Linked DNA regions of Homo sapiens: region 2 is linked to region 1. A link is a contact called in ENCODE Hi-C or POLR2A ChIA-PET data. All regions are on one chromosome and are shown on one strand. Each heading gives the region's core, a stretch centred on a gene start or an enhancer-like site at or near the end of the contact. The rest is flanking DNA. Distances are from core to core; before and after follow the strand shown.

Region 1 (5,252 bases), core at 830-3,329:
TTCTGTCAATGACCTAACACCATATTCACAAGTGAAAAACCACTGCCACGGGAACTGGAAGGTGTTTCATGGGACAAAGGTACGTGGCAGAGGACTTGCGATTGCCCCATCTTCATGTCTCCGGAGACCCCTCCAAGATCGTGCTCCCCACATTCACCATCACCTTCTTGCTAGCCCATGTTTGCCATCTTTCAGAAGAGCATAACTCTTATTTCCTCTCACCTTCTGGTTGGATTGTGCCTCCTAAAAGGATATGTTGAAGTCCTAACCCTGGTAACCTGTGAATGTGACCTTGTTTGGAAATAGGCTTTTTTCCAGATATCATTAAGATGACATCATTAGGGTGGGCCTTAATCCCATGACTGGTGTCCTTATAAGAAGAGGAAAGACCAGGCACGGTGGCTCACGCCTGTAATCCAGCACTTAGGGAGGCCCAGGCAGGCAGATCACAAGGTCAGGAGATTGAGACCATCCTGGCCAACACGGTGAAACCTCGTCTCTACTAAAAATACAAAAATTAGCTGGGCATGGTCATGCGCACCTGTAGTCCCAGCTACTCGGGAGGCTGAGGCAGGAGAATTGCTTGAACCCAGGAGGCGGAGGTTGCAGTGAGCTGAGATCGTGCCACTGCACTCCAGTCTGGTGACACAGCAAGACTCCATCAAAAAAAAAAAAAAAAAGAAAAAGAGAGAAAGAAAGAAAGAAAGAAAGAGAGAAAGAAAAGAAAGAAAGAAAACAAAAGGAAAATGCCATGTAAGGTCAGAGACACACAGGGAAGAGGGCTGCATGTCCAGGAAGGCAGAGATCAGAGTGCGGCAGCTGCAAACCTAGGAACGCCAGGATGGCCGGGAGCCCCCAGACGCCAGAGGAGGTGAAGAGGGATCCTGCTGGAGCTTTGGAGGGAGCGTGGCTCCACCAACAGCTTGATCCTGGACTTCCGGCCTCCAGAACTGCGAGAGAATGAATCTGAGTTGTTTTAAGCCCCACAGTGTGCAGTGCTTCCTGACGGCAGCTCCAGGAAACCAGCCCATTTTCCATCAGTTACTCACGTTCTGTGTTATGGTTCTGCTGGGCTCCCACAGTGAAGCACAGGCCACTTCATTAAAAGTCAACGTGAGAAATTTTGCTAGTGGTAAAAAGCTGAATTCACTAAAGAAGAAAGAAAGAGAGAGAGAAGGAAGGAAGGAAGGAAGGAAGGAAGGAAGGAAGGAAGGAAGGAAGGAAGGAGGGAAGGAAGGAAGAGGGAGGGAGAGAAGGAGGGAGGGAAGAAAACAAAAGAAAAGAAAAGAAAATGTGGAGGTGGGTGGTGGCTCATGCCTGTAATCCCAGCACTTTGGGAGGCCGAGAGGGAGGATCACGAGGTCAATAGATCGAGACCATTCTGGCCAACATGATGAAATCCCGTCTCTATTAAAAATACAAAAATTAGCTGGGCATGGTGGTATGCACCTGTAGTCCCAGCTACTCAGGAGGCTGAGGCAGGAGAACGCTTGAACCCCGAAGGTGAAGGTGGCAGTAAGCCTAGATCATATCACTGCACTCCAGCCTGGCAACAGAGTGAGACTCCACCAAAAACAAAAACAAATATTTGAAATGTATGATTTCCTCAATTTTCCCAGCACTCCCTGTTGACCATCTCTTTTGTTCGGGAGCTGGGAATTTATTTATTTATTTATTTATTTATTTATTTATTTATTTATTTTGAGACGGAGTCTCGCTCTGTCACCCAGGCTGGAGTGCAGTGGCGCGATCTCAGCTCACTGCAACATCCGCCTCCCGGGTTCAAGCGATTCTCCTGCCTCAGCCTCCCGGGTAGCTGGGACTACATCCACCCGCCTCCACACTTGGCTAACTTTTCGTATTTTTAGTAGAGACGGGGTTTCACCAAGTTAGCCAGAATGGTCTCAGGATGGTCTTGATCTCCTGACCTTGTGGTCCACCCTCCTCGGCTTCCCAAAGTGCTGGGATTACAAGCGAGAGCCACCACACATGGCCAGGAGCTGGGAATTTAATAGGCACATTTGTGCAAGGGGACAAGGAGTCTCCGAGGGAGGAATGTGGGACCCAGGCCATGGCAGGGCTGTGGGAGGCACGGGTGATGGCCAGAGTGCCAGCCTCGTGCGCTTGGACTCCGTGGCCCCAGCTCATTGTCCCTCAGGGCTCCTCCTGAGTCACTGCTGACCTGAATGGTGCTGAGTTTCTGCCTGGCCCAACTTCCTCTGTTCAAATAAAAGCACTCACCAGAGAGAGGTGATATGGGCATGAAAGTGAATATGTACCACACTCTAAAGGCCAAGGAGGAACTTAGAGAGGGCCACAGAGAACACAGGCAAAAACTAAAGCCAGCTATAAACAATCACCTGCAGTCACGCTTCTCAGTCCCACCAGACACCCTTTGGAATACTTGGGACCCTGCCGTGTGCTAGGAAGGGTTGGTTTTATGGAGCAAGGGCAGATCTGTCAGCATTCTTTAATAATGAATTGAAACTTTAAAAGGTTTCCATCTAGAGGAAAAACACAGGAAGGAAGGAAGTCTGATTAACTCTGTTTAACTCTACGAGTCACCAGGGGTGCCATCTCTGCAGTCCCTTTTTCCTGATGGAATCTCTGCCTCCAGTCTGGGATCGCTGGGGCAGAGGGGGGCATCATGCTATGTTGTCCCGGCTGGGCAAATCCGTCTGGTGATATGCCCTCGGTCCTCATCCAGGAGGATGTGTTTCTTACTCATCATAGTGGAGAATGCAGACCAGGGAGTGACCCACAGGTGACAGGCCAGCACCTTCATCTTATGGGATTGTTGTACCAAGGTCGCCCCCCTCTCAGAGTCTGAGTCTGTCCTCAGTGTCCCTTGGGGGATCCACAGTCAGTGTGTGGCCCTAGAGGGGAGCACCATCCACCTGGGCCACTCACATCGGCCACACTGGCCATTTAGGACACTGTCCACAGCACCACAGCGTGGGCCTCACCCAGCAGGAATGCGTTTGGAAGGCTGCTGTGCTCCCAAGAACCAGGCATTCGTGCACAGCTGTGAGGGGCTCCTCCTCCCCGTCCAGCCCAGCCTCTTACGGGGTGTGCTGTCTACCAGGCAGAACCAAGGTGCCCTCCATCCTGGCACTGGCACTAGCCTCTGTTAGGGCACTCAGCGCATCACATGGGAGATCTGTTTACCCACCTGTCTAACTAGGCCAGCAATCCCAACCTTGCATACTTTACACCTGGGAGATTTTCAAATTACCCATGTCTGAGTCTCACCCAAGAGGTTCTAGTTCATTGGCCCTCAGGGAGCCAAGCACCAGTTTTTTCCAAGACAGCCCCACACCCCTGTGCAGGTGAGTCTGTGTGTGCCCAGGGCAAGAATGGTAGAACCAGAAGATAGGCCTGGAAAACCCTGATGGTGTGTTTTACTCCTTCCCTCCTTTCCTCCCTTCCTCCCTTCCTTCTCTCTCTTTCTCCTTTTCTCTCTCTTCTCTTTTTCTTCCTTTTCTTTTCTTTTCTCTCTTTCTTTTTCTTTCTTTCTTTCTTTTCTTTCTTTCTTTTTCTCCTTCTTTCTTTCTCTTCTTCCTTTCTTTCCCTCCTTCCTTCTCCTTTCTTCCTTCCTTCCTTCTCTTTCTTCTTTCCTTCCTTCCTTCTCTTTCTTCTTTCCTTCCTTCCTTCTTTGCTTTCTTTTTCTATCAAAGCCTAGCAAAGTCTATCATATTCAACAAATGTTAATTAAATAAATGAAGAGTGAATGAATGAAACTTTTATTTATTAGTCAGGTTAAAAGGAAGAGTTAAATTCTTAGGTTAAAAGGAAGAGTTTTAAAAGTTACCTGCTTATTGCTTATTCTGAGTATGTAAATACAAAGACTGCTTTCCCGTCAAATTTTGATTTGCTAGAATCTGTCATTTGACAGTAAAGGGAAATGCTGTAGAAAAAAATGAACAATATCTTTTTCACACCTGCAAAATTGACTAACAGCAGACCTCATTTGATTCAAATAAATGAAAAATCATTTGACTTTGGAAATAGATGAAATCCGGAGAGTTGCAGACATAAGCTACAACTTGTAAAGATGGGAAACGGATGAAAACTGGCAAATAAAAGGGGGTTTCCAATAAAAACATCTGTAAGTGTACCTGTGACATCGAGCGTGCTGTGGATCAAATTTGGCAGTACTGCAGCTTAACTTTTCTCATTCTTCATAAAGTAAAAGCCCTGGTTAAATGATGGCTTATTTGTCAAGCTTCAGGCAAACAGCTCATAAAAATCAACCAGCTAGACTCAAACATTTACACAGTAGGAAAAACCTCCTTCGGACAAGCAAGAGATTAAGAACTAGTTTTGAAAATGTGTAAGTAAAGGAGGAAAACAGGAATCGACTAGGTGATATCAGCCAATGGAGGAGTCCCAAATTTCTCGTGGAATAAGCTCTAGCAAGAACTTCCAATAGATAGAAATGAAAACATCTTAAAAGTGAGTAAACTGAGACTCAGCAAAAGGAAATCACTGACTCAAAGAGCACAGAGAAATAAGTTTTCATAAGGAAAATAACAGTCTCCCAATTACCAAGCCATCTTTCTCCTTCACAAGAAAATACATATTTAATAATGTAATCTTGGTGGGGTACACTGGCTCATGTCTGTAATACCAGCAGTTTGAGAGGCTGAGGTGGACAGAGTGCTTGAACTAAGGAATTCAAGACCAGCCTGGGTAACATAGTGAAACCTTGTCTCTGCAAAAAATACAAAAATTACCCAGTCGTGGTGGTGCATGCCTATAATCCCAGCTACTAAGGAGGCTGAGGTGGGAGGATTGCTTGAGCCCAGGAGGTCGAGGCTGCAGGGAGCTATGATGGTGCCACTACACTCCAGCCTGGGTGACAGAGAGAGACACTGTCTCAAATAATAACAATGCTAATAATAATAATAATGTTCTTATTTCCTGCTACTTTTTTCTTAAAAATATACTCTGTTAATTCATATGCTATGCTTCACTGGATTAAAATGTCCTTGAGAACAGAAATTGTCTTCCCTCTCACTAACATATGCAAGTTCTATGCCTGATGCCATTTTTACTGGAGAACATACACCTAGAGTACCTGATTCTAATTATGTCATTTATGATAACATATGTATTAATATATATGCATATCATATATTAAAAATATTTATATGTTACATATATATGTATACTTAAATATATATACCTATATGTGTGTGTGTATATATGCATATATATAATCTTTAAAAGCATATCATACTGGAGATCCT
Region 2 (5,254 bases), core at 2,341-4,840, 50 kb after region 1:
GGTGTTGAGCTACAGTGTTCATATTATATATATATTTTTTATATATATGTAATTATGTATATCTATATCCTTAGATTATACATATATATAATCTAAGTGTGTGTGTGTGTGTGTATATATATACACACACACACTAAGGCTCTTTGTAAAATGAAAATGTATGTTTAAAGTAGTTATATAAATTTTTTTATTCAAACAGTATACACTTATATGTTTACATTTCAATTTCAGGATGACACCCCTGACTTTCACAATGTCATAATTTAAATGATCTATAGGGACTTTTTTCTTCCTCTAAGTGCTCTTAACCCAAAAAAGCCAATTAAATGGAGAACAATATAAATAGATTTTCTCTGTTGCTGCCAACTTTGATCTGCCCTCATGACGATAACAATTTATTAGAGAAGGAGATGGCTCTAATTTGGTTCAGTTTAACAAATGTTACTCCGTTGGAATCAGACACCCCTCTGTGATGAGAGTGAACACAGAGGACATTCGGTGATGGTGCCGGGCGGGACCCTGCAATGGTCTGTGGCGATTATAAGACAACAGCGATGCCGGGGCCGCAGTGTTCAGAGCCCAGTGGCGGCTCTGTTGTGTGGACCAACACTGAACGCAGAGCTCCTCTAAAGGCTCATGGTTATTTAGAGAGCAGAACATGGTGTGATGACTTTGACCTCTAAATGAAGGATGGACCCCTGGAAGCCTGGTGCTCCCCAGAGGGCTTGTGCCTTTGTGCACCTCCAGGTGATCCATGTGTGTCCAGGCCTGCAACTAGCCAATTATATAATGCTATGATTGCTCTTACTATTACTATTATCATTTTACAGTGCTTTGGTATTTCATGAAGAGGCCAGGAAAAGCGTGGATTACGTGACTGTGTGCAGAATTATAATGGTATATGTTATGTTGTCTAACCTGTAAAACTCTTAAGAATTTTTTTCTGATTATAGAAAATAGTACATGCTAAGGTAGAGAATGAAAAGTTTCATGATTCCACCTGTTAGAGATACTGGCTGTTTTTCTGCACCCGTGAACACACACACATGCACACACACGTGTGCACACACACACTTCCACAGGCATACATGATTTTTTCAGCAGTGGGCCCATGCTGTTCAGGATAGTCTGAGGTGTGCACATCTTTTCTCATAAGGTCCCTGGACATATTCCTGGTCAACTAAGTCTTCAAAAGGCTGCTGAGCCCCCAAGGGTGCAGGCTGATGTGGACGTCTGAGCCAGCCCTGTCGGGTGACAGTTAGGAGGCCTCCAGTTCTTCCCTCCCTAAACAACCCACGGGGACTGTCCTGTGTATCATGTTTGCTCCTTGTACCCTAATTACCATAGGGAAACTCCCAGAAGTGGGGTACTGGATCAAAGGGTGGGAACACCCTCCATATTGATTGGATACAGTGCTGCCAAATTGCCCTTCAGAAAGGTTACCCCAGGTTACAGTCCCATCAGCAGCAGGAGGCTGGAAACCTCCCAGGCCTCTCCAACCCTGATGATTTCACTACTTCCCGATCTCACTGGCATAGCATATCTCATCTTTTTTGGCTTACATATTTTCTATTTTATTCAGGTGTAGCATCTTTCATACAGTTGGGTTTTTGTATTTTGGTAGGGATGGATTTAGGGAATGGGTTTTGGCCACTTGACTTTCTCATTTTGCCCTTGGTCCATTTTTCGTTTGATTGTTATTTATCTTATTATCTTTAGGAATTTTTTGTCAAGTGGATTCCCAGCCCTCAGCATTGGTTATCTCCTGCAGCATAGCCCATTATCCTAAAACTCAGTGTCTTGAAGACACCAACATGTCTTCTCTCCTAGTTTCTGTAGTTGAGGAATCTGAGTGCTGCATGCCTGGGTGCCTCTGGCTCTGGGTCTGTCATAGAGCTGCAGGGGAACTGCAGGCCAGGGCTGCTGTCTCATCTGGAGGTCTGACTGGGGAGGATTGGTTCCCATGAGCACTCATGTGCTGGCAGCAGGATGCAGTCCCTGGGTGGTGTTGGCTGAAGGCCTCAGTTCCTTGCCTATGGGCCTCTCCATGGGGCAGCTCACAGCATGGCAGCTGGCCTCCCTCATAGGGAGCTAGGGAGAGAGAGAGAGGTTACCCAGGATCAAAGCTGCAGTCTTTTGTGGCTTACTCTCAGAAGTGACTTTCCATCACTCCGCCATCCTCTGTGCAATAGAAGCAAGCTCAGGTCCCTCGCACTCAGGGGTAGGAGGTCAAACAGGGAGTGAACGCCAGGAATCGGAAATCCTTTTGGGACAGCTTAAGGGCTGCCTGATACAGGAGCATAATATTAGCTGATTCCGTAGGTAGGATCTTGTTTTCATTGTATGTTCAAATCAGTTATGGATGTATATATAAACTATCACATTTTTACACATGCATAATAAATTCTGGCATACACGTTCATGTAAACCACATTTGTATTGTGACTTTCACTTTTTGTCTCAGGTGTAGGGAGAGGTTAATGATATCCCACCAGTCCATCCATGCAAGGCCCATGGGAGCCCATTCTGTTTCTAGCAGATATTATTAGATACACTTCATCCTGTCAGGTGTGTCATGTCATTCCGTGCATATGTGTGTTTCATCAGCCCAACCAGTGCTGTCCTCTGTGCCTTGCTCTGAATCTTAGTTATTTCACCCAGAACTTGGGCTGGTGGGCCGGCTGTGTCACTGTGTGTGTGTCTGGCCCATTGCTTTTCACACCTGCATATTTTTCCAAGATGTGAATTGATCACATTTTGCTCATCCACTCCCCTGGGGATGCCAGCAATCTCCCACCTCCCTGTGGTCACAGGAATATGGCTACTCACCTGCAAGTGGATCTTCTGGGCTTGATACCCAGCTGTGAGCTCACAAGAGCACGAGCCTCGGTATGTGGATTGTCTCGAGGTATTGCCAGAAACTTCCAGAATGCCTTTGACATTCTGGAAGCGGCCGATCGACACACTTCCCCGCAAACACCTGGCATCGTCCTCCCCTCTGTTTTGCCCCTTGACAGGACCCTAGAGGCATCTAACTGCTGCTTTCCTTGTGCTTTCCTGATGACTGGGATCTGGACATCACGCTGCATACTTGTCAGCCATTCAGGTCTCTTCTTTAGACATCTGCTGATCTTCTTTCCCTTCCCTGCATTGTGTCCGGGTTGTCTAGCTTTTTCTTCTCAATTTTCAGAAAATTTTTCTTTTTCCAGGTATTAATTTTTTGTGCAAGTGTTAGACATCACAAATATTTTCTCCCCAAATTTTCTTTATCTTCTTCTCTTTCTCATCTTTTATTGAGGAAAAAAAGCCCTCCCTAATTTTGAACAAGTTACATTATGATCGAGGCTGTTTGGGAAGACCATTTCCTCACCGTCCCATCACGAGGCATCCTCCTGAGCCTCCTCCCACTGGCTTTAGAGCTTTTCCTTTCACATTTTGGATTTCATCCATCTTGAGCCCTTCTCCATGTGAGCTGCCAGGTAGACACCCAGCTTCCTTTCTCTGCAGTAAACACTTTTCTTGGCCCCATTGTCTGAACCACCTGGTCTTTTCCCACGGCTTTCTGCTGCCATTGTTATCCCATGACAGTCCCATGTAAATACAATTCTCTCTTCTGCTCAGTTCCCCAATTTTCCTGCTCCTGTACAAATATTACACTGCCTTTAGGAATGCGGCCTCCTAGTCCAACAGCCAACAGACTACAACCCCCTCTGCTCTTCCTTTTCAAAATCATCTTAGCTTTTTGTGGACCTTGTAATTTTTCAATTATTTGTCAAGAAATTTACTCTGATCAGTGAACTCTCATTTCCACACAAGAGCGTACCCTGAAATCTCAGCAGTTTAATACAGGAAACATATATTCTGGCACAGAGTCTAATACAGGCCAGTGTCTGCTCTCTATCTGGAGCACACAGCCTCCAAATTCACAGCAGCAGTGGGTGACAGCAGGGTGAGGGGAGCATGTCAGCATCAGCGCCCGACTGTCTCCACCCGGAACACACACGCCTCCTTCTGCTCACCACCCACTGGCCAGAACTGGCCACATGGCCCCATCTGACTGCAAGGGAGGCAGAAATGTAAGGACCCACATGGCTATTTGTGGAGCATTAACGCTCTCTAACAAATTCAGTTCCTCAAAAATAGCTGAGCCTTTAGGATTTTCTATGTAGGCAATTCTAGCATCTACAAATAATGAGGTCAACAGAAAGTCACATCCCAGTGACGCAGAAAACCTCAGTACCGTAAGAGCCAGGCAAACAAAGCCAGCACAAAACTTATTTTTGCTGCTTCAAATATGGAGATTGAAGAAGCTTGATTTTTTGTTACCTTTGAATCTTACCACAAGCCAATGTAAATATCACAATAACAAAGCCAGGAAAATTAATCTGTAAAATTGTTCTTATGCCATTTAAAATGTCACCAAATATACCTGGGATTAACTTTTCCATTACTAGGAAAAGGGCAGTTTTGATGACTTACTTCTTAGCTCCCTTTAACATCTGATTTAGTGCCTTCCACAGTAGGCCCTCAAAAAATTATTGGCTGCAAACATAACATATTGCATACGGTCTTTTCAGTAAAATTGAAAGATTTTACTTTGAAAGTCCAGTTTCCTGAAAACATTTACCTTCTAAAAGATACTTATTGGGAAGCTGAGATCAGAATTTGAGTGCTGGCAGAAGCTTTAAGCCTGTAGGGCTAAAATGATGTTGCCTGTGCACGTGGTGTGTAGTGTACAGCCTGAGGGCTGGTACACCACGGTCTATGCCTGCATGTGGATCTTCCAGCATGGAGCACCCGTGCTTAGGAGGTTAACAACCAGGAGTACGTGCATGGCATTGGAGTGGGGCATGCTATAGCCGGAGAAGGTTGGGAAGTCCTGGCTTAGGAGACGTTATTGAAAAATTCCCAGAGCCAGCAGGGTGCTGATATTTCTTGCCAATGCTCAGACATCACAGGGCTCCAACTCCAGTGCCGGGATGAGGCTTGGGTTGGTGAGGCACTGCCTCTTCCTGCCTCTACTTCCACAGAGAAGTTACTTGCTCCTTCATTCTTCATCAATCATTTGAAAAATCCCAAGTGCATCTCCCTCCTGGGTGAGAATTAGATGACATAATGTGTAAAATACTGCGTGGGACACATTTTGGAAAATGGTAACATGCATACCATCCTTTCTTTGGAATTCTAACTGTGGCATGCGGGGGCCTTCAGACTCATAGTGATAACCCCACAGGCTTCGTCGTTCATTCCTCAG

Evidence for each region. A loop is a pair of places that touch in the nucleus more often than their neighbours do. ChIA-PET counts read pairs that join two places held with the same protein, here RNA polymerase II (POLR2A). Pooled maps may share reads with other maps.
Region 2: POLR2A ChIA-PET joins it to region 1 with 10 read pairs in GM10248. The contact joins two enhancer-like sites. A Hi-C loop is called at or near these places in 1 of 50 pooled maps. POLR2A ChIA-PET finds 5 or more read pairs at or near these places in 7 of 52 experiments (A673, AG04449, GM10248 and 4 more).

Annotation. Positions count from the first base shown.
Region 1 is chr5:6,421,357-6,426,608 of GRCh38, forward strand. No RefSeq gene overlaps it. Among named protein-coding and RNA genes, the nearest start is that of UBE2QL1, 25 kb to the right of the region's middle. Within about 2 kb of position 2,080, at least 4 of the 41 ENCODE cell types and tissues checked have a DNase peak (open chromatin) inside an H3K27ac peak, as active enhancers do.
Region 2 is chr5:6,469,466-6,474,719 of GRCh38, forward strand. All of the region lies in intron 1 of UBE2QL1 (ubiquitin conjugating enzyme E2 QL1), which reads left to right. It overlaps LOC105374639 (a long non-coding RNA gene), which reads left to right. Exons shown (of 2, transcript XR_007058679.1): 2 at 1-2,431. Among named protein-coding and RNA genes, the nearest start is that of UBE2QL1, 23 kb to the left of the region's middle. Within about 2 kb of position 3,591, at least 2 of the 41 ENCODE cell types and tissues checked have a DNase peak (open chromatin) inside an H3K27ac peak, as active enhancers do.